Linked DNA regions of Homo sapiens: regions 2 and 3 are each linked to region 1. A link is a loop called in an ENCODE intact Hi-C map of the cell type or tissue named here. Cell type or tissue: OCI-LY7. All regions are shown on one strand. Region 1 overlaps EBF1 (EBF transcription factor 1). Region 2 overlaps EBF1 (EBF transcription factor 1). Region 3 overlaps EBF1 (EBF transcription factor 1).

The links. Hi-C counts contacts between places; a loop is a spot of excess contacts. Peaks named below come from ENCODE experiments on the same cell type or tissue, not always from the same donor. Only the 100,000 strongest peaks of a DNase experiment are listed, where the experiment ranks them.
Region 2: a loop joins it to region 1, with 8 times the contacts of the local background. A loop is called at or near these places in 8 of 110 quality-filtered maps.
Region 3: it touches region 1 in a loop (4-fold over the local background); 3 of 110 quality-filtered maps call a loop at or near these places.

What each region holds. Positions count from the first base shown.
Region 1 is chr5:158,873,408-158,881,407 of GRCh38, reverse strand. The region is part of intron 6 of EBF1 (EBF transcription factor 1); the gene reads left to right. Among named protein-coding and RNA genes, the nearest start is that of EBF1, 220 kb to the left of the region's middle. In OCI-LY7, CTCF peaks have their summits at 763 (motif pointing left) and 4,655; DNase peaks (open chromatin) are centred at 717, 4,117, 4,657, 5,997 and 1 weaker place; H3K4me3 peaks cover 4,554 bases; H3K27ac peaks cover 6,283 bases.
Region 2 is chr5:159,049,402-159,057,401 of GRCh38, reverse strand. The region is part of intron 6 of EBF1 (EBF transcription factor 1); the gene reads left to right. Among named protein-coding and RNA genes, the nearest start is that of EBF1, 47 kb to the left of the region's middle. In OCI-LY7, CTCF peaks have their summits at 7,204 and 7,417 (motif pointing right); DNase peaks (open chromatin) are centred at 4,541, 5,851, 6,791, 7,421 and 2 weaker places; H3K4me3 peaks cover 4,289 bases; H3K27ac peaks cover 4,754 bases.
Region 3 is chr5:158,770,593-158,778,592 of GRCh38, reverse strand. It overlaps EBF1 (EBF transcription factor 1), which reads left to right. Exons shown (of 16, transcript NM_024007.5): 10 at 1,054-1,180. Among named protein-coding and RNA genes, the nearest start is that of EBF1, 330 kb to the left of the region's middle. In OCI-LY7, CTCF peaks have their summits at 7,693 and 7,897 (motif pointing right); DNase peaks (open chromatin) are centred at 2,022, 3,162, 5,302, 7,952 and 1 weaker place; H3K4me3 peaks cover 2,946 bases; H3K27ac peaks cover 5,628 bases.

The sequences.
Region 1 (8,000 bases):
TTGCTAAAAAAGAGAACTGTATCCAGAATCACGGGTGATTTTGAGGGGATTATTTAAGCGTCAGAATCTAAGTAGCTTGGGGCAGTTCACATAAACTTGACAAACAGGCTACTTTAGTCCTGTCTGACTGTATCAGCATAATAGGGCAATGAAGCTTTTATTCATTCAAAGAAAGGTTGAGTTTGATTGGCAGGGCAGCCTGCCTGAACGCGAGTGGCTCTTTCCCCCAACACTTCTCTGCTATCAATTACCGTTTTGAATACGAAGTGTTTCTAATGTAAAATAATGCCAACCTCTGCTTCTGTCCTCAGGCCCCAGAGTTTCTTTGTGTTATTTATTCCCAGTCTGTGACTGTTCTGAACCTTCCTCTCTTTACTGTGTTTTTTTTTCCCCTCTTCTTCTTCTTTGCAGTCTGTAAGTGATGTAACATTGCCAGCAGAAGTGAGGTTCATGCAGAAAACATTCCTGCTCTTTATTTTAATCAATAACCTCCTGGGTGAATGACATTTCCACCTTAGTGATTTAAAATCAGAAGACCAGGGGATGTCCGTGCTTGTGAATCACCCCGGGTTCCAGGAACAAAGAAGGCATTTTTGTTTTTTGTAATTTCCCCTTCACACTACAAACAACTGGGCTCTGAAGTTGATTTCATTTAGCAGTCAACTTCTGTCTAGAAAAATGTGCACAACTGAACCGAACACCGTTCTTATTTAAATCGGCAAGCGATTTGCTTCAGCTGCCATCTGTTGGCCGGTTAGCTATTTTAATTTGATGCTGGGGACATTACCTGACTTTGTATATTGCATTTTGATCTGCATCATGTTTGAGAAATATCTGCAAATGACTCTAAGGGAGAGGACTTTGAAGGATTCTATCGAACAAATATGTACATATGTTTAGTGCCGTGCTGGGCAGAGGAGTGTGGGAATGTACCAGCGTGTATATAAGACAGTGTGCATCTTACCTAATAATCTTTATGGCCAGATTGAGAATAAATTTTTCGAAATTTTCTTTCTTCCGCATTTCCAACTGACCCTTATTTAAAAGTCATTAATGTTGAGCTCTCTCATGGTATCTTTATCCATTTTTCTAAAGCTGCGGTTTCTCAGGTTATCAAGTTTATAACCCTTGTGAGCAAGTCACGGATGGTGGAGGAAGCATGATGGAGTATCTGCATGAGACGGGGGGCTGAGTGTGGGAAACTTGTGGGATCTTCTCATCCTCCCTTTCTCAGAGCACCCAGAGTTTGACAGCGCTTTGTGAGTGTTTATCAAGAGCCTCCCAAAAGAGGCCGTGGGGCGATTTGCGAAGTGCACAAGGCAAAAAGTCAATAGCCTGTTTTCTTGTGCTGGCTGGGCTTCTTGCCATTAATTAGTTGTGTGATTTGGGGCTAGTCCTTTAACCCATCTGCACTTCCATCTCTGTGTGTGTAAAATGAGGTGATTGTACCAGGCGATCTCTAAACACCCTTCCTGCCCTGATGTTCCAGAAAGCCTGGTTCGGGAGAGAGAGAGACAGACACAGAAAGGCGTGTGGCCCAATCTCTGCTCTCAAGTATTTCAACCATAGGAGCGATTAATATTCACTACACAGATTCAAAATCGGGGCTACTCCAGGGCTGGGGTGCCCTCCTGTCCGTTTCTTTTCTCCTCTAATAAACTCAAATTGCCTACAACTTTTCTTTTTATTATTATTATTATACTTTAAGTTCTAGGGTACATGTGCACAATGTGCAGATTTCTTACATATGTATACATGTGCCATGTTGGTGTGCTGACATGCACACATATGTTTATTGCGGCACTATTCACAATAGCAAAGACTTGGAACCATCCCAAATGTCTATCAATGCCTACAACTTTTCAACATGATTTTATTCTTCTCAGCATTGCCTTCCACACAATGCTCTTTTCTATATAACTTCTTCCTGTGAGGTTCTGTAATATTTGCTCTGTGCCTTTCTTTTCTCACATTCATTATCTTTCAGGTAGAAACACCCAAGAGTGTTTCCACTTGAACTTTCCTCTTTCTCAGGACAGCCTCTTTGCCAAACCCATCTTGACGCATGTACTCTCTTCCTTGAGCGTATGTGCTTGCAAACACTGTGTATGGTAGAATCATATGTTGCCACATTGAAGACATATAAGATGCCTCCAGTTTCTATGTTCACCATTGTGATCATTGATCACATATATGTGCCCAGTTACATACTGTACTGAACCAACCATCCTATGCCAGACGTTTACAAACAAAACATTCAGAAAACAGATGGGGCATAGAGGATGATAATAAGGCAGAGTGGATGGCAGGAATCAGCAGAGTGAATAATAGGGATGTAGACTAGACCAAAGGAGAAAAAAAATCCTGGGAGTTTTGGTTGCAAATTTGGAATGAAGAGAATCTATTCTTTTTTTCTGTTTATTGGGCTTTAGGACTGTGTAAACAAATTTAGGCTGGCTAGGCCAGGCATAGTGGCTCACAGCTGTACTCCCAGCAAGCACTTTGGGAGGCTAAGGCAGGCGGAACACTTGAGGTCGGGAGTTTGAAACCACCCTGGCCAACATGGTGAAACTCCATCTCTACTAAAAATAAAAAAATTAGCTGAGCACCGTGGCACATCCCTGTAATCCCAGCTACTCAGGAGGCTGAGGAAAGAGACTCACTTGAACCCGGGAGGCGGAGGTTGCAGTGAGCTGAGATCATTCCACTGCACTCCAGCCTGGGTGACAGAGCAAGACTCTGTCTCAGGAAAAAAAAAAAAAAGGCTGGCTAGAAGTAGAAATGTGTGATCTTGGGGAAATTGCTCAAATTACTCGTCTGAGTGTCAGTTTCCTTGTTGAAAAATGAAGGCAGTACTAGTATATACCCACATCATAGTGTTGTTGTGGGGGTTAAATGAGATAATGAGATTAAATGAGACATAGCATTTAGCAGGGCACCTGGCCCACAATAAGGATTCAGTAAATATTTCCTCTTGTTACTGTTATGTGGAAGTCATAACACCAGAAACCAGTGCCTTAATTGAAGAGATACTTTTAGAGAAATGGGCACTAGCTTTGATTTGGGAGGCTCTGTGGTCACAAGTCCCTCCAATCTAACCAGTAAAGCTTTCTCTTTCCTCTCTCTCTTCCCATGCCACTTTCTCATGCTCATATACATTTTTTTCCTGCTGATAGTTATATATACAGATCTGTCCTCACTCCAAAGCAGGTCAATATTCTCATTGCTGTTCGTTGCAAAGTCATAGGTGATTTATTACTAGGGAAAATACTTTTTGGATTCTGCATTTGCATAATCAATTAGTTAGTGTTTTCTGGGTTGTCTTCTGCTTGCAAATTGATTTAAACTTCTCCCGTGAGCAGTGACAAGTTTTCTTTGGACGTGAGCACCTGACAGAGTTGCAGTTGGTTTAGGTTCCATACAGCAACATGGAGTTATGTTATTTTCCATTGTGACTCAGGAGTTGGCATATGCATTCTATTCCTTGCTGGTTTTGCAGGCACTGGAAGCTATTATTTCCAGAGCAATATATGGCGACCGGAAATGACTTCGTTCCTAATTATTCTAATGAGGCTTCCCAACCATTATTGGAAAAGGAAGCCATGGAAATTGTGCATCCTCACAAAACTTAGTACTGTCAGCATAACATTAGGTCTAAAAAGGTTTTCAAAATATAATACCAATTGGAAAGTGTGTGTGTGTGTGTGCGTTTGTAGTATTTGGTTATAAACTATTATCATAACTCAGGGTCACTAAAATGTCTCTCTAGAAAGAGAACAGCCTAACAGGAATGAAATAATTTAGTCTCTATTTTTGATGAAGCAATAATATTTTTGAACAGTCAGCTGAATGCCTTCTAAGTTGCCTGGGTGCCTAAAGGGCTTAGAAAGTTCTTCCATGGAGATAAATAAGCTGTCAATTCATGATGAAGAAAATCAAACTCATGGTGTTGATCTTGGCTGGGACGCTGGTACAAGTATGAGAGAAATTTTTGCCGAGATGTAGCATAGCCCATGTGTTAGCAGTTAGCACTCCAGTGCCATACTGTGCCTCTGCTCGCCTTTTCAAAAGGTAAACATGGCTGTCGAAATAAGGAAAAGAAAAGATTAACCCATTCAGGGGCATGCACCTAGTAAGTGACACTGTAGCTCCCTAGAGGATACAAAAAGAATAGGGGCAAGAGTCCAGAGAGTGGCTGTTATTCAGTTACTGGATTTCCTCTTCTCAGCACCTTCTCAGAGTTGGGCTTGGAACTGTGGGCTTGGAACTGTGGGAAAACTGAAGTGAATCTGGGTGCAGTAGGAAAAGGAGTTGGTGGAGATAGAGGCTTCAAGAAAATACATGCCAAAAGCCAGTTCACTTGCTCAGTTCTTTACACTTTTACAATAAAACAGGGTATTTCTCTGACTTTGTGGTCTAAAGTCATGCATATTTTGGAGCACCTAAAAGAAAACAGCAAACAGCTTACTTCTATTTGTACCAGGTTAGTGCACGAATGTAAAAAAGACCTCTAAATGTTACCCTCCTATTATGAAAATCCAAAGCTGGGCATGAGCAGAAGAAAGGGAGAGAATCATGCTATTTTTTAATTTCCTTTGTATTAATACAATCGAAAGGGGGCTATCAAAGCATAACACTGGCCTGCCCTCCAGCTGCTGCGGTAGGTGGCGTTTCACTCGGTTGCCTTGAGATTTACAAATTCTAAAGGTATTTTCATGCCTCCAAATTGAACACAAAAGGCAGGCCCATGGAACAGTGGCTCTGAACTTCTTAAACTGAATAATAGGGCAACGTGAAACTTTTTATGGAAAGATGTTGTTTTTCCTGAAGTTCTTGCAGTACAGGTTGTAGGAGCTTCCTTTTCTCTCTATGCCCTCGGAGGTCTCACAAAGCAGCAGGCTCAGTGAGACCGAAAACATCAGTGTGTCTCCCATCTAGGAAGTCTCCAGTAATAACTGGTCCATGTAATGAAAGTTTCTTCTAGCCAAGACTCAAATAGAGAATTCTGATGTAACTTCCTGAAGAGTACACTAGAGGGAAAAGGGGTCGTGGGATTGAGGGTAGAGATACATGAATCTCTCTAAGCCTCAGTTTTCGTATCCTTAAATGGAGACAATAATAATACTACCTATTAGAGGTATTGGGAGGCTAAAGGAGACAGTGCCTGCAAAGTACAGTGCCTGCTTTATTGCAAGCTCACTGTAAATACTTGAGGTTGTTACTGATTTTTGTTCCTGCTAATATTATTATATTTTATATTATTGGCCGTAGTGTTTCAACTAGTCATGTGATACCGAATATGCCATGGAACAGTTTTTTGGCCTCTAAACTTTTCGCATCCACAAAATGAAGCAGTTGGATCAGAAGATATCTAAGGTTCCTTCCTGTGCTAAGATCCTAGAGTCCTAAAGTTCCATTCTTGTTGTTGTAATGAAGTGAAAAGCACACATATTCATACCAAAAGGGTCATAAATTTAAGATTCTTCTGTGGAGGGACTGGGAAAAGTCTTTACAGTTTTAGGTTGTAATTAAGAAAGTGAATTATGCTAAAATTGACTTTAGGAAAACAATGGTGTTTTGTGTAACCACATGGATATCATCTGGGTATATGTAAATAGGAGGCAGGTAAAAATGATGAATGCTAATCTCTGTAAAATTCAAATGAATATTAACTCTTATTCAAATAGCACAAGTACATTGCACAGGGAAATCAAGACGTGAATTCATATAATTTCATTTTTTTCAGCTGTGCACATCCTTTGGTTACAGAAACAGCTCAGAACTTAGGCATTGCTCATTTCCTAATAGAGTATGACATCTGGGCTGCTACTTTTAAATATAGTAGCTTGTTTGCTCAGGCTTATGGCTCAGTAATATTTGTTTTGTCTTATGAATGTAGTGAAAGCAGGGATTACAGGTATTCCTCAAGGACTAATTAGAAATAAAAGCTTATGTATATGAGGGAAGTTTTCGGATAGGAAGTGCTCTTGCTTGAGTCATGAAGTGACACTGGTTTCAGTTTCAATTTTGATACATTGGAACTTGGTACTTTTTGTAGAGTCCATTTGGAAAGGTTAAAAAAATCACTTGGAATTATCTGCAGAAGTTCAGGTTAAAAATTGTTTGTCCTTCTTCCTCGGTTTCAAGCTCCTCTACCCTATTGACAAATTCATACCTTCATTCCTCTGTTTGGATTTTAGGAAATAAATTCAAGAAAAGAAAAATATGTAACTATCATCACTGTTTCCATAAAATAAAGGTGTTCTAGAGATCAAAGAGAGGCCTTGTCTTGGAAATACAATTTGGCCAAAACTGCCTGGTGTGTGTGTGTGTGTGTGTGTGTGTGTGTGTATGTGTGTGTGTGTGCTTGTGTGTGTTCATCTCTCCATGATTCATTCTGAGAGCTGTTTTAGCCTTCATAAAATATTCATGCTAGTTGTGCATGGTTCTATAATTGCCATCTCAGGCCTTGAATTATTTATAGGTTGTACTGTTCACATAGTCTCATTTACTGATAGAGAAGATAACACCATACAAGAGGATCCCAAACACTCTGAGGCCTGTTACTTTGCATTAAGTAGTGGAATTATATTACTGTAGGTGTAAAACACTGGCCTTTTTTTTCCTCCTCTCCCTTTAATATATCATTTTTGTATTTATAATATGCTAATTGTCAGAATGCTGTTAAGCCTCATAATTCCTGCCGAGTCTTGCAGAAATCAAGATGTGGCTGAGATGATTTAGCTCTTGATCTCAGAATGATCGTTCTAAAAAAAACCTGTCTACACACAGCGTAATTTATTGAAATGATGTATGACTTTACATGCATACCTGAGCCCTTTTGTTTTGTACTATTGATCAGTTTGTATGTCTCAGTGTTAACCAACACGTGGTTGGTTTCGGTAGACATTTACCAAGAGCCTTGCAAGCTTGCTGTCCCTAATTAAATACTGAGTCTCAATTCACTTGTGTGACAGTTTCTCTGCACCTATTTATTTTGCTTTCCTAATTCTCCTTTCCCTTTTCTGCCAACTTGATCTTTCTTCCACATAGATTATATTCTTGATATTTATTTGAGGGTAGGAACATGCTATAGGAACATACTATAGTTGTATCTCCTCTCTCTTTTTTTGGTGTTATTTAGTTGCAAAAGTCCATTTAATGTTAATAAATATCAAAAGCCAGATTCACCACAGAGTGTACTTTTCTGGTATTTCATTATCAGTATCCATGTTTAAAGAGGAAAAACAGAAAAATTCATGGCAGCTCATAATCTGCTGATATATTCTAGTTTTCTCCTCTACCAGTGGAAACTCATGAATTTTCCTCTGGCCTAGGAACTTCCAACTCTATACAAATCACTAACAAACAATCCTCCATCTCCTCTCTTTAGGCTGATCAATATTTTCTCTCTAGCCTTCTTTCCATCATACAGGTTGTGTTCCCTTATGTGTGTGATGTGAGCTTTCCCATACCTATATTAGCCAACTCGCAGCTTCTCACTGTTGATCTGCATACTGCTGGTGGTGGTACTTCTCACTGTATACCTACATACTGCTGGATGCTTTTAAGTGGTACCTGTAGGTGTCTTTAAATAGCACTGAATTAGGTGATAAGGAAATCATCTTATTTAAAATTTCTTTTAGTTTTCCTGATGAGGCCAAAGTCCTTGTTTGGTGGGAATCTGTCTTTAACACCTCCCTCACATTTGCTTCATCTTGGTTTTCAATGAGTACCCTGTGGTAGGCAACAGTATCTAGCCAAAATTTAGTAAATTTTTAAAATTTTGTTTACATTCACTTTTAATTATGTTGCTTTCTTTTATCTCAGATAAGTAGTATGGGTTTTCATTCATAGTAGGAATGGAAAGTGTCATTCAAAAATAAGTTTATTAGGGATAAAAGGAAATGAGTCAGTATACATAAAATATTAAGTGAATATTATTATAGGTAAAAATGGCAAAAACTCTGAAGGTGCTGTTATGAGTGATTGAAGTTCAG
Region 2 (8,000 bases), 180 kb before region 1:
GCGCGGTGGCTCATGCTTAGTAATCCCAGCACTTTTGGAGGCTGAGGCAGGTGGATCACCTGAGATTAGGAGTTCGAGACCAGCCTGGCCAAAATGGCAAAACCTCGTCTCTACTAAAAATACAAAAATGAGCTTGGTATGATGGCACATGCCTGTAATCTCAGCTACTCAGGAGGCTGAGGCAGGAGAATCACTTGAACCCAGGAGGCGGAGGTTGCAGTGAGCCAAGATGGTGCCATTGCACTTCAGCCTGGGTGACAGAGTGAGACTCCATCTCAAAAAAAAAAAAAAAAAAAAGAAAAGAAAAGAAAAGAAAGAAATTATAACAGTCACAGGGAGGAGGAAGCTACAGAATATCCCATCATAAAATATTACTTTATTTTTAAAAGCCCACATATTTCATTTATTTGCAACTGTGCTTGTTCATACTATGTCATATAACACCGTGCGACAAATTGCAATTTTTGTTTTTGTTTGCCAGAGGTATTTCATCAATAGTCATCTTTCAGTAGGAATTTTACAAAAGGTCTTTCTATTCCAGATGTCTTACCATGAGCAGTTGTCTCTGACTATTATCTTTCTCTGGAAGGTACTGACATACATAAATATTGACGTTGGCAATTTTCAAAGTAAGTCTTAATAAAATTTTTCTTTTATTTAAACCTAAACAAATTGAAAGTACCCTTTCCAAAAATAATAATAAAGGAAGTGAGGCATTGTTGCAGAATATAATTCTGAAAAAATTGTAGTGAAAGGGGAAAAAAGTACACTGTATTTCTTCCTACTCAAACCACTTTTGTGTACAGTTTTGCCTAAGCCCGAAGAGGTTTGTCACACATTTGGAATTGCCAAGGAAGGGCAGAAGTCATGGGTATGGTGCTGAGAGAAATTATTAGCCCCTGGCATAGTCTCATGCTGAACTGCAGGAGAATGATTCCAGAAGGCAAAGGGGCATTCATTCGCCTGGTAAGCTAGAGGGAGAGGTGGGGAGTTGGCAGCTTCTGTACTGTTTCAGAGTATGGGGCAAAGGAGGAAGTGACAATTATTTCACCTCTGAATTATTTGACTATCTGGTCTGGCTGAAAAGATTGTGCTGATTTGGAAAAATTTAATTTTTTCCGTCTCCACAGAAATATATGACTGAATGTAGTCAACCAACTAAATCTTTCTTCCCAGTATCAATCCACTAAAATTAATTTTAAAAGGTGGAATTTTGAATTTATGTATACTCTTTTCTTCTCTTTTTCTCTTCCCAAATTGTCATAAATCATTCAACAGGCTGGATTCCTTTCTGCTCCCAAATAGTTTGATACCAGAAGCCAGAAAGGATAATCATGCTAAACCTATTAAAAAATGGTTTCATGTAGGGTTAGTCTCTCCTTTAGAAACCATTGTTTACATTCACAGAGGTGGTGAGGACAAGCAGCTGTTGAGTTCATTGACCTCAGACAGGAGAAACAAAGGACCCAGCATGTTAATTTATTCAATAAATGTTCGTGAAGCATCTACTATATAAAATAAGTTGTACCCCCAATCCCAGATTGGGGACTGCCCCAGAAGCACTTTGTGGTCCTCCCAGGGCACTCACCTATTAAGGAAATTGGATTTGGTGTAGAATCTCTTTCTCTTTTCCAAATCACCACCAAATCCATTGCCATTCATCTTTCTCCTGCCATTACCTGGCCATTCCCAGGGTAAGGTCCCACCTCCAAAAAGAGATTTAAAGTAATTCACTACTCATCAGATTTAGTGTAGGTTAATTCCCTACTATGCTAATAATTTTCATCTTCAAGGTACTAATAGTTCTAATATGAACCCAAATTTGTGCATATTCTTCTGTTAAGGAGAAAGCATGCTTTGGTTCTGTTAAAGGCTCGACACATTAAATTGCTCATTCTGATATGGGACTTCTCATTCATTATGAAATGAGAAGGAACCTCATGTAGAATGCTGAACTGGGACACAGGAGACCTGGTTTTGAGTACTGCCCCTGCTGTTATTTAGATATGTGAGCCTCTGTGTCTGTGTGTCTCTTAACTTCTCTGGATTTCAGCTTTCTTATTTATAGAACGAGAGAAGTAAACACTTAGGATCTTTAAGGTTACCTCTCTCAATGACTTTAATCCTCTCTACCCTTATAAATCTGGTTACCTCTCATATCTGACATTGGACAGTACCTATTATTAAACATGTGCTTAAGTAGCATGTACTATAAGGTAAATAGCAACCTCACAGAGGTCAGAACTGAATAACCAACAATATTCTCAATCAACTTTCAGTTCTTCTTCCTTACCTCATCCAAGGGATCAGCCAGGTAATAAGAAGATAAGGCAGCAGGTACAGCCCATGTCTATTGCTAAAATCTACCTTAAGGCAGGAAGCTAGTGGGTGAGATCTTTAGATGATGCACCTTACAAGGCTAATTGAGTTGTTATATTTAAATTTATTGGTAGCATAACTTGGGCAAGATGGGGAAGGGATCTAGTAAAAAGAAAATTGTAGGCTTGTAAAATGTGAGGCACGTGGACCAACACATTTGTCTCTGTGAGATAGTAACCCCAAAAGGTTGTGGGCAGAGGTTGCCTGTGCAACATCCTCAAGTTGTCTCTTAATCTGGTTGAGACTTGTCTTCCAGATGAAGCAGCCTAATGTTGATATACAGAGAATCTACACTAAGTTGCACATAGTACATGCTCATTAAATAATTGTTCATTTTCTGCATATCCACTTTGTTTCTGTACTTTTAGGGTGTATAATTCCTTTTAAGGCAAATAATGCTGAGCATCTTTGGAATGAAGCTATGAAATTATATGCTCTGCTAATATCCTTTGCTTGTGAGTGACAATACAGTATATATTCCTTAAGCTTGAAGAAATTGGAATTTCATAAAATCTTGAAAAAAATTTTTTTCTATGTGCAGAGGAGACGAGAGAGAGACTGAGAAACAGAAAACTTTGTCCAGGATGGGAACCAGATCTCTCTCTCTATTTTTTAAATTTTAAATTATCCAACCGTTAAATATAAACATTATAATATTTTGACAGGTTTCCAAAGAAATAAAATTGTGAGTCCCATGGATAATGATTTTTCTGAGAATTCCAGGTACAGAATAGGCCCTTTCAGGATTTCCTGTTTTTTTGTTTGCTTTCCTTCGCTTCTTATTTTAGGTCCAATAAACCTTTTACTTTAAGCAGGATCAAGTGTTAAGACAAACCAACTACAGAGCTAATGTATAGAACATTAATTCTATAGAAATGCCCTATAAAAAGCAAAGAAATAAGACTAACTATTAAAAGAAATCCATATGTCTCTGGAATTTTTATTTAAGTTTATATTAGCAATAATGACCTTGGTTCTAGGGAATTCGGTAACGATTAATGACCAGCAAGGGGTCACTGGCCTCATGGTGCTTTGGGCCAGCAACCCCTTCCAAAGAGGACAAGAACTGGCCATTTATCCCAAGGAAGTGCCCTAAGGCGAGGTCCTTATCCTCTTGCCATCTGATGGTAATTTAACCTCAGCTTTTAAAGGGCCCTTAGGAGCAAATATACAATGGGTTGTGCTTTCAGTATTTTAAAGAGTTTATTTTTGCCATGCAATGCCTAATTGGGTATCATTGAAAAGAGTTGTCAAAATAAAGTTGGTAATTATGTTCCTTTTATTCCGGGGTACATATACTCATTTTGTGTCTGCATATCTGCTGGCTTGTATTGGTGTAGTGTGCATCTATGCAGATGCTTATACTCACATTCCCATGTCTGGGGTGTGTGTGTGTGTGTGTGTGTGTGTGTGTGTGAGAGAGAGAGAGAGAGGGAGAGAGGGGTTAAAATACCCAATGCCAGATCAACAGAATAAATAAAACTTGAATGATAGAAACTTCAGTCACATTAGTTTTGCCTGCAAGAATAAATCCCTGTAATATGTAAAATAAGGGGCCAGAGGCAGAGTAAAATTAGTCTTTTCTTGGTTACAGATGACTGGTGTGGCAGTGACTGGCATTGGCGTTTTGCATGTTCTATGTGTTATTGTCATTACTGTAATTACTGATGATAACTAACCATTTATGAAGCCACATATTAGCTGAATTCTGGGTATTCTCTCATTTAATCCTTACAGCAATTCTATGTGCTGAGTATTCTTATTTCTCCCATTTTACAGATGAGGAAACTGGGGCTTCAGTTGGTTAAATAACTTGCCCAACGTCAACATAGCTATTAAGTGGTGGAGCTGGGATGCCAACCTTGCAGTGTCTGACCCCAAAGATCAGGGTTTTAATCATAACACTATTCTGCCTCTATTTAAAAACTAACATTTCCATTTTCTAAGCGCAGCCCTTAATATATTCATTTAGGCAAATTTCCATCCTTTGCTGGCGTAATCGCTATTCCTTTTGTTGGTCATTGCTCCCCTGGGCTTCCTTCAAACATGGTCAGAGGTGCCCCAGACTTTTTAAAGATGGAAGAAAGGCCACATGGCCCTGCATAATTTGACCGAGACAGCTGTGCAGTTGGTTGTCTCATTTAAATTACAACCACAAAAAAGATGTGCCAGGCTTCATTGACACAAAGCTAAGGGCAGGAACACGGAACCGTTTCCTGAACCTGCCCTGGGTTCCTGCCAAAGGTAAGCAGCCACGCTCAGCAGGGTCTCACGGACCACTGAGGAGGCAGTGAGCTTCACTAAAACAATTATCCCTCCCCAGGGCTCTGCCGAAGGTTTGCAGCTCCAAATTCTCATGGTAAAGGATCCGTCCAGTCTCTGAATTCCAGCTTAGAATGGCTGACCTAGGCAGGACAATTCCTCTGAGAGCGAGGGAGAAAAAACAAAAGTGTGGGATTTAAAAGGCTGGTATTGCAAAGGATCATCTTGACAGGCTGTGGCTCAGATTTAGAGAAACCCCGAACTGATTTGCAGAGGACTGAACACCAAACCTTGTAACCACAGAGCAGACTTCGGGGAGGTAGTCATAGGACCTGACAAGCAATCTTTTAATACAGAATCTGGTACAAAGATCCATGTGTGTATTTTTGCTGTGGTTTTTTTTTTTTTTCTATATCTTTTGGAATGGAGTCTAATCGTCCAAAGGATAGTTTTCACGTGTAGTGTTTTTCTCTTTGATTTGAGATAGGAGGTTTTCTGTGGCTGCTAAGCAATACACATATACCTACGTGGCATACAATGTCTTTTTTTTTTGGTGGAATTCTTAGCATGCATATTTTTCTCAGCTAAATGATTTTTAACAGCAGTTATTTAGTTCCTATTGCACCTTTCCAAAATTGCGTTCATGGTAGATACTTCTCAAATAAGGTTTAGTTTTATTAAAATTCTTACGTCTTTCTGAAACAAATATACTAAATCTTCCAGAAGAGCCCATAATAATAATAATTTTTTTGCGTGTGTCTTATGAGCCTGTGCGTATGTGTGCACCACGCAGATTTGTGTACACATTTGTATGTAATACTGTTACAACTATAAATGGCAAAAGAACGTATTTTAAGCCTCTTGGGGTTTCAACAAATTGTGATAAAAGGGTGGTGGTGGCCGAGATGACTTTCTCCCACTCTATTAAGAAAAAGTGCAAAATGAATGAGGGCAAACTGCTGGCTGCGATTGTGATTGTGCACAACTGCAAAGCGGGATCGGCTGGGATGGAGGCCACGGAGCAGGAACACCCCGTGTCTTGCCCCCCCTTCTGAATGCCTCTCAGTAGTGGCATTGTGGGGACTCATGAATTACTTCTTACAGTCGGGGCTCCTTGCTATAAATCCAGCCCTGGTGCCGAGCGCACTGTGGGCAGCGGAGCACCGAGCCGGGCCGGCGGTGTTTGTGTTGTTGTTAGCGACACGTAGCGAGTTCCTCCTAAGCGGAAAGGCCCCGGCTCCAGTTTGTCGCCAGCGAAAGCCGAAACACGAGTCGCACATGTGGAGCGGGAGCCGTCAGCCGCCGGGCGGCGGGGTGGGGGGGTGGGGGGCTGCGGGAGCGGGGGGGAGGGGGAGGGAATGCGGCCCGAGGCGGGGCCTAGCGCTCACCGGGGGATTTGTTTGGGGGGCTGGGGAGGGGAGAGAGGGGACAGGGTGGGAGCAAAGAAAGTAGCCCAAGGGGAACCAGGAAAAGGATGCCTTGACCTCTAAATGTTGTGCCCTCCCCGTGACATCTCACTACTTGTGAGAATATTTGAGAATTAAAATAAAAAAAAAAGGAACCCTTTGTGGTGCGGCTTCAAAATGGTTTTCCTTCCCAGGATATCCTGTGCCTGTCTTTGGGTGAGTTTTTCATAGGTTACTTGGTTAGGAGACTTCTCCTATCCCTTTAAGAGGTAAAAACATAAAAAACAAATGTAAATGTAGGGACTTTAACACTTCCCCCCTTCCTAACATTCGTATAATTGCTGTTAAGCCACACTGAAAACCCTGGGGCCTGGTGTTCACCAGGGTAAAGTTACATTTCACAAGCAGAAAATTGACTCACCACTTAGGAAAATTGGCTACCAATTATGTGTCAAAGGCTCTAAAGTCAGACCTGAGGTTTTCTTTTTGCCAGAATGGGGAATTAAAAAGAGCACAGGCACCCAGCTTTGTACCCACTACTCCCTCCGGGAGCAATTCTTGCTTGCCGCTGGGTTTCTTCTGAGTTTGCTTCTAAGCCTTGGCGGGGAAGGAGGGCTCCTGGCTGAACCCAGCCAGACTGGCTAGCAGGATGAACGGAGGCAGGAGTCAGTCAACCCTTATAAGGGAGTTCATGCACAAGTATGTTACAAACATGCTTATGGCCTGTGTGCAGAAAGTAACTGGTGGCCTAGCACAGTTGACCAAAGTTCTGAGAGCTATGACTGAGACTCAGGGGCCCAGGGGAGCTGGAGAAAGGAGGGGCTTCTGAAGGCCAAGTCACTAAAGTCAAGGGACATCTGCTGTCTCTGGTGACATGTTTATCACACCCACACCACGTACATTGTCCTGGAAATTTATTGTTGTCTCCTCTTGTAGGAGAAGCCACCTGGGCAGGAGGGGAGACAGTCCCTTGTGGGAGGACTGATGGTCCTGGTGGGGAAGCATGGAGGGGTAGAAGTCAAGAGAGAACAAGAGGAAGAGACAGACAGGGATACAGAGTCATAGATACAGGGGCAGAGGAAGAGCAATGCAGAGAGGGAGAGGGAGGAGAGGAGAGAGAGAGGGAGGAGAGGAGAGAGAGAGGGAGGAGAGGAGAGAGAGAGAAAAGAGAGAAGAGAGAGAGAGAGAGAGAGAGAGAGAGAAAGAGAAACGAACCTCTTGTTTACTTCTCTCCCCGCTGTCCCCTGGTTCTCCTGTATCCACTTTCTTGACATACTCCTTGCCTTCTTCCAAGGCCTGCTTTCTGTTCCTGTCAGAGTGGCTTATCCTTGGTTTTGTTTTTAATGCCGTGAAATTAAACCTTATTTAGTGCTTCATTTTCTGCCTCTAGAGGGAGAGAAAGAGAAAGCGTTAGGACCCACCAAATTGAATGAATTTGCTGTGCTGTGTCGGAGAGAGTTAGTTTTGTAGGACAACCGGGATGTAAAATCATTCTGGAGATTATCACCAGATAAGCACCCCTCCCAAGAACACGATGTGATATGTAATAATTTTAGTGAGGAAAACCATCCTTGTTTTGCCTTCTGGGAAATCTTATGCTATTTCTATTTGATTCTAACGTTGGACAATTTCCAGAGTTCTGAAGAACCAACTATCTTAACTCCTCAATGATTTTGACAGGGAAGACAAAAAAGGGACAGCAATTCTGGGGCTGGGGCTGGATCTCAACCAAAATATCTAATTTCAATTTAGTCCTGGCTTCTTAGCTGGAACAAAGAGAAAGTTTTTACATTTTGCAGAATATTTAGTTCGCCTCAAAGTCTATTGGGTTAAAATATATGTGTGTGTGAGTTTTTCCTTTCATAGTGGTTCAGAATGCCTGAGAGTTTGTCTAATCAAGACTCAAACATTTTGAGTGGATTTTTTTTCCCTCCACCATCCTACTTCTCTGAG
Region 3 (8,000 bases), 100 kb after region 1:
AAACTGGGCCTGGTTTGCACATTGATATAAGAGCCCTTTCTAAGTTATCCCCATGAGAACAGAACAAGCATGTTAGTTTAAACTCATGTATACTGTATAAATTATCCACTGTATGCAGTGGACTCAATACCACAAATATTGAGCTAACTGCATCTGAAAGGAGTCAAAGAGTAGACAATTGCAGAATCCCATAGAAAGAGAACATGTAGAATCCAGCACCATCAGAGGTCAACCAGTCAAATACCAGGGCTGGATTTTTCAAAGAACCAGATAATGCCAGTTTTATGGCCATTAATAACATTTTAGTTATGTAAACAAAGATAAGAGTAATACAAAATAAATTCTGCTTCATGGTGTAATCTGATTGCCAACAGAGTTCAGAAATGAACTTTCTCATTGTGCACGTGGCATTGCATAATGGACCAGTGATCATTCCGCAGCCTCCCCAGCCTTCCCTTTCCCTTTCCCTTTTATGGAGAGTCCTTAGTTCTGCTAGATCCATAAGCTATTCCAGGGAGGCAGATTCTTTGCTTTCCCCTGTAAAGCTCTTTGATTGTGCCTCTGGTAGTTAATACACCAAATGGTCTTCAGGGGTACTTCATACGTGCACTCCGCAGCTAATCACAGTGCCTTGGCCTGCTGTTTCCCTACCTCTGTGTTTTCCACATGTTGACAGGCTCAGTTCAAACACCAGGCCCATCAGCTTCTGGAGAGTCACGGCAAAGCTCGGCTCTGATTTGGGTGTCTGCTTCAGAGATTTTCCAAAGGATATCCTGTAGTAGATAAATCATTTCATTAGGCCAGGTTCCCTGTTCAAACCAGGAAGCAGAGGGCCTGCCATGTAGGAAAACCCAGATAATATTGTTATGGCTGTACTCAGAGCATTTGTAAATATTGTTGTCAGTGTCTTTCACGCAGGTTCCATCAAGATTGGATTTAAACATAGACAGGTTAATTATGTGTTTTAAAGCTTTGTTTATGGAGAGCTATTAGGAAGACTGTGAAGTTTTAACTATTGCAATGACAATTTTTCCCCCCAAATGTCTCCTCCAGTTGATCACTCCTCATGCCATCCGTGTGCAGACCCCTCCTCGGCACATCCCTGGTGTTGTGGAAGTCACACTGTCCTACAAATCTAAGCAGTTCTGCAAAGGAACACCAGGCAGATTCATTTATACAGGTAAGAACCACAGCACATGGTGAGCACAGAACTGCCGTGGTCTTGTGGGGTCTTTCCCCTTATCTTGTCTGTATAAAAGCATGTATTTTATTTTAAAATCTAGTTAAAGCCTGCTTTCTTTCTTCATTTTACCATATGTATGACCAAACATGGTGCTTTTATTATTGTATTAAGAATTCTTCTAGGTGTCCATGTTGAATGGCGCGTTCTGTTGAAATAACTGGTTGGATACCTAAAGATGCCACATGAAAAATAAGAGAAGGGGAAAGAGGTGTAGCTAGTCCTGAGTTTCTGGATGTTAAGCCACCTTGTTAGGGTTTGTTGGCTTTATGGAGTAGGTTTGTGCTTTCATGAACAGTACGTCTTTCCTCTAGCCTGTTCACGGCACTTGTATTACATACAATTGGTAGTTTTCATATTTAATTCTGGGTTGGTGCCTTCTTTCCAAGTATGCTGCATTTTTGTCCTCCCAAAACAGCCTTGGCACATGGATCCGCCTTGCGGCAAGAAGCTAGGGTTTCAGAGTGAATGTGAATTCCCTCCCATCAGACAGAGAGAACCAGGCAGCATCTCTGTGGAATGACATCAAGTATAAAGGCTGAGTGCCCAATGTGTACGCTAAGAGATCCCTAGATTGTGAAGTGCAAACCAAATACCCAGGGATCTTTTACAATTCACATTCTGCTACAGTAGGTCTAGGTAGAACCTGAGATCCTGTTTCTTAAGCAATCCCAGGTGAGGCTGATGCTGCTGCTCAAAGAACCACAGGTGGAGTGCGGTTCTGGGCCCTCTGCTTAGTGTCAGTCATCCTTGGATAGTGGTAGCTGTCTCCACGAACTAGTCCCAGGTTTCCTTTTCCATTCAGTAAAAGACCACAAGACCAGATTAAGTACAGAGCGGAAGTTGCTTTCACACAAAGAGATAACAGAGCAGTGAAGGGATAACAGTTAACAAATTGTAATTATAACCATACAATTAAGTGGACGAATTTTATTTTTCTGTGACATTTTACTTCAGAGCATCTTTCCCTTGTATTTCAATATTAGAAGTAAAACCAAACATACTTCTTAGTCACCCAGTTTCTCTCTCTCTCTCTCTCTCTCGAAATTATAAAAACAATTAATGCATCCTGACCCTTGGAAATGCCTCCCAGCCCTTTAAACAAAATGCAGGTTTGGTGCCTGCCTGACGATTAGTTTTAGTTAACTGAAAATTATAGGATTGACCCAAGAGGAAAATTTTGTTTGCACTCCAATCACTTTTACAAATTAAGGAAAATTACCACAATTTTGTTTAGCTAAGGTTTCACACTGAGTTCAAGAAATTAGCTCAGCCATCCCAACAAAGTCAGCACTTTGTTAGTGAGCACTTGAAAAAATAATAGTCTTTCTGGAGTTTTGTGGTGTATACAAACGAAGCGTAGAGAAAGCTATGATGCTTTATAGAAGTAGGCCAAGTGTTTTTAATTAGGCTCATTGGTTCAGCGTAAGTTTTGAAGAATAATCAAACTAGCAGATTAGCTGTTTCTTTTAAAGCTAGGATTTCTTGCCATTCATTTTTCCCATGAGAACTTCCACATAGCAGTGTGTGTGTGTGTGTGTGTGTGTGTGTGTGTGTGTGTGTGTGTGTCTGTGTGCATGTGTGTGTGTGTGTGTGTGTGTGTGTGTTTTACAAGTCTCATTATGGGGCTGCAGGAAAAGGACCAATTGAAACTTCTGATACTGTAACATTCCCCAGCATCATTCCAATGGATGGGAGTTTTTCACAATGTTCCCCCACTGAACTCGGTGTTCTGGAACATATTTCAAAACCACAGAGGCCAAATGTTTTCTCTGAGAAGTTTGGACTCTGTTTTTGGCCGAAAACATTAGGCCTCGCTGGCTGCTTATTTACTCAGCTATTAAGAACAAGAAAAGGAGAAGAAAAAGAAGAAAATGCTTGTGTGGTGGGAGGTACAGGAGGCAATCAGGCATGGTTTCCGCTTTGGTGACAACGTCCCTGCCCATTAATGGTTCCATTTTGTGGTCAGGTCTCATTTAGAAGAAATTATTTTTAATCAGTCTTCAACAAAATATCCCCTAGAGCCACCTGGCCATAAAAGTTAGAAAAAAAAATCACCCTCATTAAATTACTTAAGTTCTCAAGAGAAAAGAGCTAGGGATCCATCATTATTTGGAGTTTTTTTAAACACTAAAAAAAAAAATTGCCATCAGTTTAAGAAATCACATCTTAGAAAATCTATATCACACTGGAATTAAGAAAAAAGTGTTGGATTTTCAAGCCTAGAAAAGTAGTTAAGGGTAAGAGCAATAAGTTGGCGCATATGCACATGTATACATCTGTGGGAAATTTAAGGTATGAAAAAATGCTTCTGGTGATCTGGCCTCAAACTGTGGGCACCAGACAAGAAGCCTTTTTTTTTTTTTTTAAATATTCTAGAAGAGAGTTCTAACCTCTCCCCATATCGGAAAAATAAAAATCTGAAGAAATTGGCACAATGATTTCCCCTCTGGTATAGTTACTTGGCTGTTAACAGTTATTGTGACATCACATCATTTCTGATGAAAGGGAATCTGTGTTCATTGGTGACCTACACATGGACCTTTTGATCATTAGCATTAAATGCCTCTACCATGCGTTGCTTGTTCATGGCTGGGGCTACTGGCCTCTGTGATTTACTCAGTTTACCTCTGCTGTCACCACTTAATAGTAAGGGTATAGAGATGGCTCATAAAACCTCTCTGTTCTTTGTATCCAAACAACTGCTCAGATCATTGCAAATGTACGGCCCCCTCCTTTGTCCACCCACAGAAGTTCACACTTCATTTTCTTTAACATCCATAGTATTTCAAGATGTGAGGCTTGGTTTTCTGGATTGGGTGAGCTAACCCTCTTATTTGTTAGTGAAATATCACTTGGAATTTTTCCCTTGAAAAATATTATTGAGCTGAAAAGTAACACCCCAAACTAAGGCCTTATTGCTGTTTTTAAAGTATGCAAGAGAGAGTTGGCATTTGTAGATGTAAATGTCTCTAAAAGTCCATAACATTAAAAAAAAAGAAAAAAGGCAGGAACAGCATGGCCTAATCTATACTAATAAAGGCAGACCTTTTGGGGAGGGAAGAATCTGACCAAGCACAGATTGCCTGCAAGCTGGCTCCCCTTGTAAGGATGGTAAGCAAGCGTACATCTCTCCCTCATTGGTTCTTCAGACCAGAGACGCACGAGGAATCCATAGCTGCTAATGTGCCATGCCCTTGTGTTTGTCCAATCAGAGTCACAGACTCTGGAAAGTGAATCCTGACTGGATTAGAAGCAGAAAAGCTCAATAGCACTTTCTAGATCTTACTTTATTGTGTCCAGTTATTCTTATGTAAATGTAGGGCAAGGCTGACTTTAATTTTCAATAAATGTTTTCTAAGAGAAGGAAACAAAAACACTATCTAATCACAGGATTGATTTCAAAGCCCTATTATCGTTTCTGGTCAGTCCAGTGGGAATTAAATCCACTATAACCTCACTGCCATGTAAGGGCTCTCCCTAATACCTTTATTATTCTCACAGCTTGTTTTCTTGCAGGTGTTACATCTTTAAGTGGCTTGGATCTTTTCGAATCGTGATCTCTCCTGCTAATCCCTAAGTAGCCTTGGAAGCTAATAAAAGACTCTTAGGCACCTTTAGCTGCTTCCTCAAAGTTTTTGTAGTTGGTTTTCCTGATAAGAAGCGGCCAATTCCAAATGCATGTGTTGCCTTCATTCTAGTTATATTTTCTGTAAGAATTTTCATATATTCTCGGGGAATATATGACTGAAAGAATGGGACACCAGGACAAGGTTTGAGCAGCCTAGGGGTACCCTGAGAGCTGTACACCACCTGACCCCCCAAAAGTTGGTGAAAACCCTGATGAATGATCATCTAACAACTCAGATGTCTGGTTAGGTCACTTATCAGATCTTTTCTACCACTAACTTTTCCAATTCCAAACATTTTTCACCCAATTTCCTGTTCCTGTGGAAGGACTAACCCACATTCCTGTGTATTAGCCTGTGAACTAACTTCGAAATGAGAATTCTTCGTGGAAATACTTCCTGTTTGTACCTTGTGCCCAGAATAACTCCACATCCTTTGCCAATGCATAACACGTTGCTTTGCACATAGGAGGGGCTATTTTGTCTGCATATGCTCTGTGGAACTTGACATCTTTTACTATGACTTTTAAGTTTTCCGTTTTTTCTCCCTATCCCTCTTATTTTCTTCTTGCTCTCCCATCTCTCCTATCTCCCTTTCGCCTTCCTCTCTCTTTTCTTTACTCCCCTCATCCTTTCCTCCCTCCCTCCTAAGGGGATAGTACCTCGCATACTGATTGACTGCTTAGGTTCAAGATGATGGATATAGATTGAATTCTCAGATCTACCATTTACTAGAGAGGTTATCCTTGGGACATCATATGATGCCTCTAAACCACAGTCACCTTATCTTTATAAGGAAATAATAATAATACCTTGCTGGGGTTGTTTTTAGGATCAGGGAAACATATGTAAAGTTTTAGAATCATGGAACTGTATTTAGCATGAGGCTAGATACTAGTAGTTTCCATTAATAAATGGTGGCCATTATGATTCATTCCTTTGTTTCTGAGTCCCTACCAGGAGTAACTATTTTCCATGGATTGTTTATCATCCTTGTCATCTCCCTAGAAATCTAAGAAATGTCTTTTGGGATTTTTAGTAACACAACTATAGGCATCAGTTTAAAGAAACAAGTAACACCTGTCAACCCCAAATAAAAGGAGCAAAGTGTAAATAAAGTAGCAAGAAAAAGAAATGCATAAGTGTAAATGTAATAATTTGCTTAAAACAAATATTTTTGCAGGAATGCATCACACAGCTAATATTTTAATCAGATACTCCTGATTTGTAAAGTTCTCTGGTGTTAACTTTTTTAGGGAACAACACATGCTTGTTCTCTTATTTCCATCTCAGCCCCTCCTCTGGAGGTCCTAGCAACAGGAGTACAGCCTATCACCAACTGTCTTCAAAAGTATTTAGATTATAATCAGCTTCAACTCCAGCTTCCAGAGTTTTCACCAGAAATCTCTGTTTCTCATTCTTGGAAACCTCCTCCACAAAATAAAGGCTGCCACCTTGGGCTTGAACAAAGTCATTGGTTTTAGGGAAGAAGTGGAGAGTTTGCACCTAATGGATCTCCTGCACTTTAGTCTTTTCTTACATAAATTCTTTGTCACAGTACGCTCTGAATAGCCACTTTCATGTCATTACCCTGCAGAGAAACCTTCCCTCTTTGCTCACTGTATGTAAGACGTAGCCCAAGTCCCGAGTTTGGCTCACTGTGCTCTGGGGCTAGGGCTTATGATGCTCCAGTCAAACCAGTTTCCTTGCTGTGCCTCCAGCTCACTTTAGCTACTTTGGGCATGGTGATTCACCTGAAGGATCCAGTTCAAACTCTTACCTCTCTGAAGTGTTCTCTGACCGCTGTGGTATAGTGGACAGAGCCCTGGGCTGATAGCAATGAGGCTTGCATCGTATCCCAGCCTTGCTACTCGCTAGCTGTGAGACAAGTTGCTTATGTGCTCTGGACTCCAGTCTCTTCATTGTGAAATGAGTCAGTCGGACTGACTTTGGTGCTCCCTGTAACTCATCTTGATTGACTGGGAGAGTCTCTGTCCTTGAATCTCTTTTGTCCCAGGTGCTAAAACCATCCCATTCATCATTCACTTCCTTTTGTCCTTAGTTCTCTTGTTCTGTTCATAGGTAGACAAATCATAAAAAGTCCACAAGCTTCATGAAGAAATAGAAACTCTTCCTCAATCTTATTTTATACACTATGTTGAAGGGATTTGGCTCAGCATTTTACTTGCAATAGGTGCTATCATTGACATATTGCCCAGGATCAATGGGTCTTCATTGATTTTTGTCCTCTGGATAACATGGAATGTAAATAAGAGCTGTTAATTAAGAATCTGTCCCTTTCTACTTGAAGTTTTACATACATAGAACATAGTTTCTTTAAATGAAAAAATGGGATTTGGCTTATATTATGAATTTCATTTTCTTATCTGTAAAATGGAGCTATTTTAATAGTACCTTCATCTAAGGAGTAAAAGGGTTAATGTATGTAATGCAATCCTGAGAGTACCTGGTCCAGTATGAGTGCTCCCCAAAAGTAAGTGAGAAAAGCAGATAGTGGGTATATATATTTTTGAAAATCCAAAGAATTTGTCATTAGAGTTTGATGTTATGTATGTGTCAGCTTTGATTATGAGTAAAGACATTGTTTCTTTCTAGGCATTAGAATAGGAATAAAAATACCTGTGTTCTGTTCTGATTTTACCACTTCCTTTTGTTACTTCATTCATTCACCTCACAAATGTTTGTGGATTGCCTGTCTTATTCTAGGCAATGTTCTAAACCAGTTCTAGGCCAAGTCCTGAAACAGTGTTAAGCAAAACCAGACACAATCCCTGTTTTCTTTATTCTAAAGACTAAGAGGGAAAATGGGTGTTCATAAGTTTACTATTTCAAACCTGGTACGTGTCCAGAAAGAAACAGCGCTTTTGATCAGCACATAATAAAAGAGCCCTGACCAGTCAGTTAGAGATATTTCTCTACAGGAAAAATTGCACAAGCTGAAGTTTGAAGGATGACAAAGAGCTAACCCAACAACCAGTGAAGGGTGGGGGTAGCATGGGGTTAGGGAATGAGCCTTCCAGCAGAGGGAGCAAATGAGAAGGCCCTGGGTGGGAGGAAACACGGTACCTTGGACGGCTGTAAGAATTGCAGTGAGGCTGGAAAATCAAGAG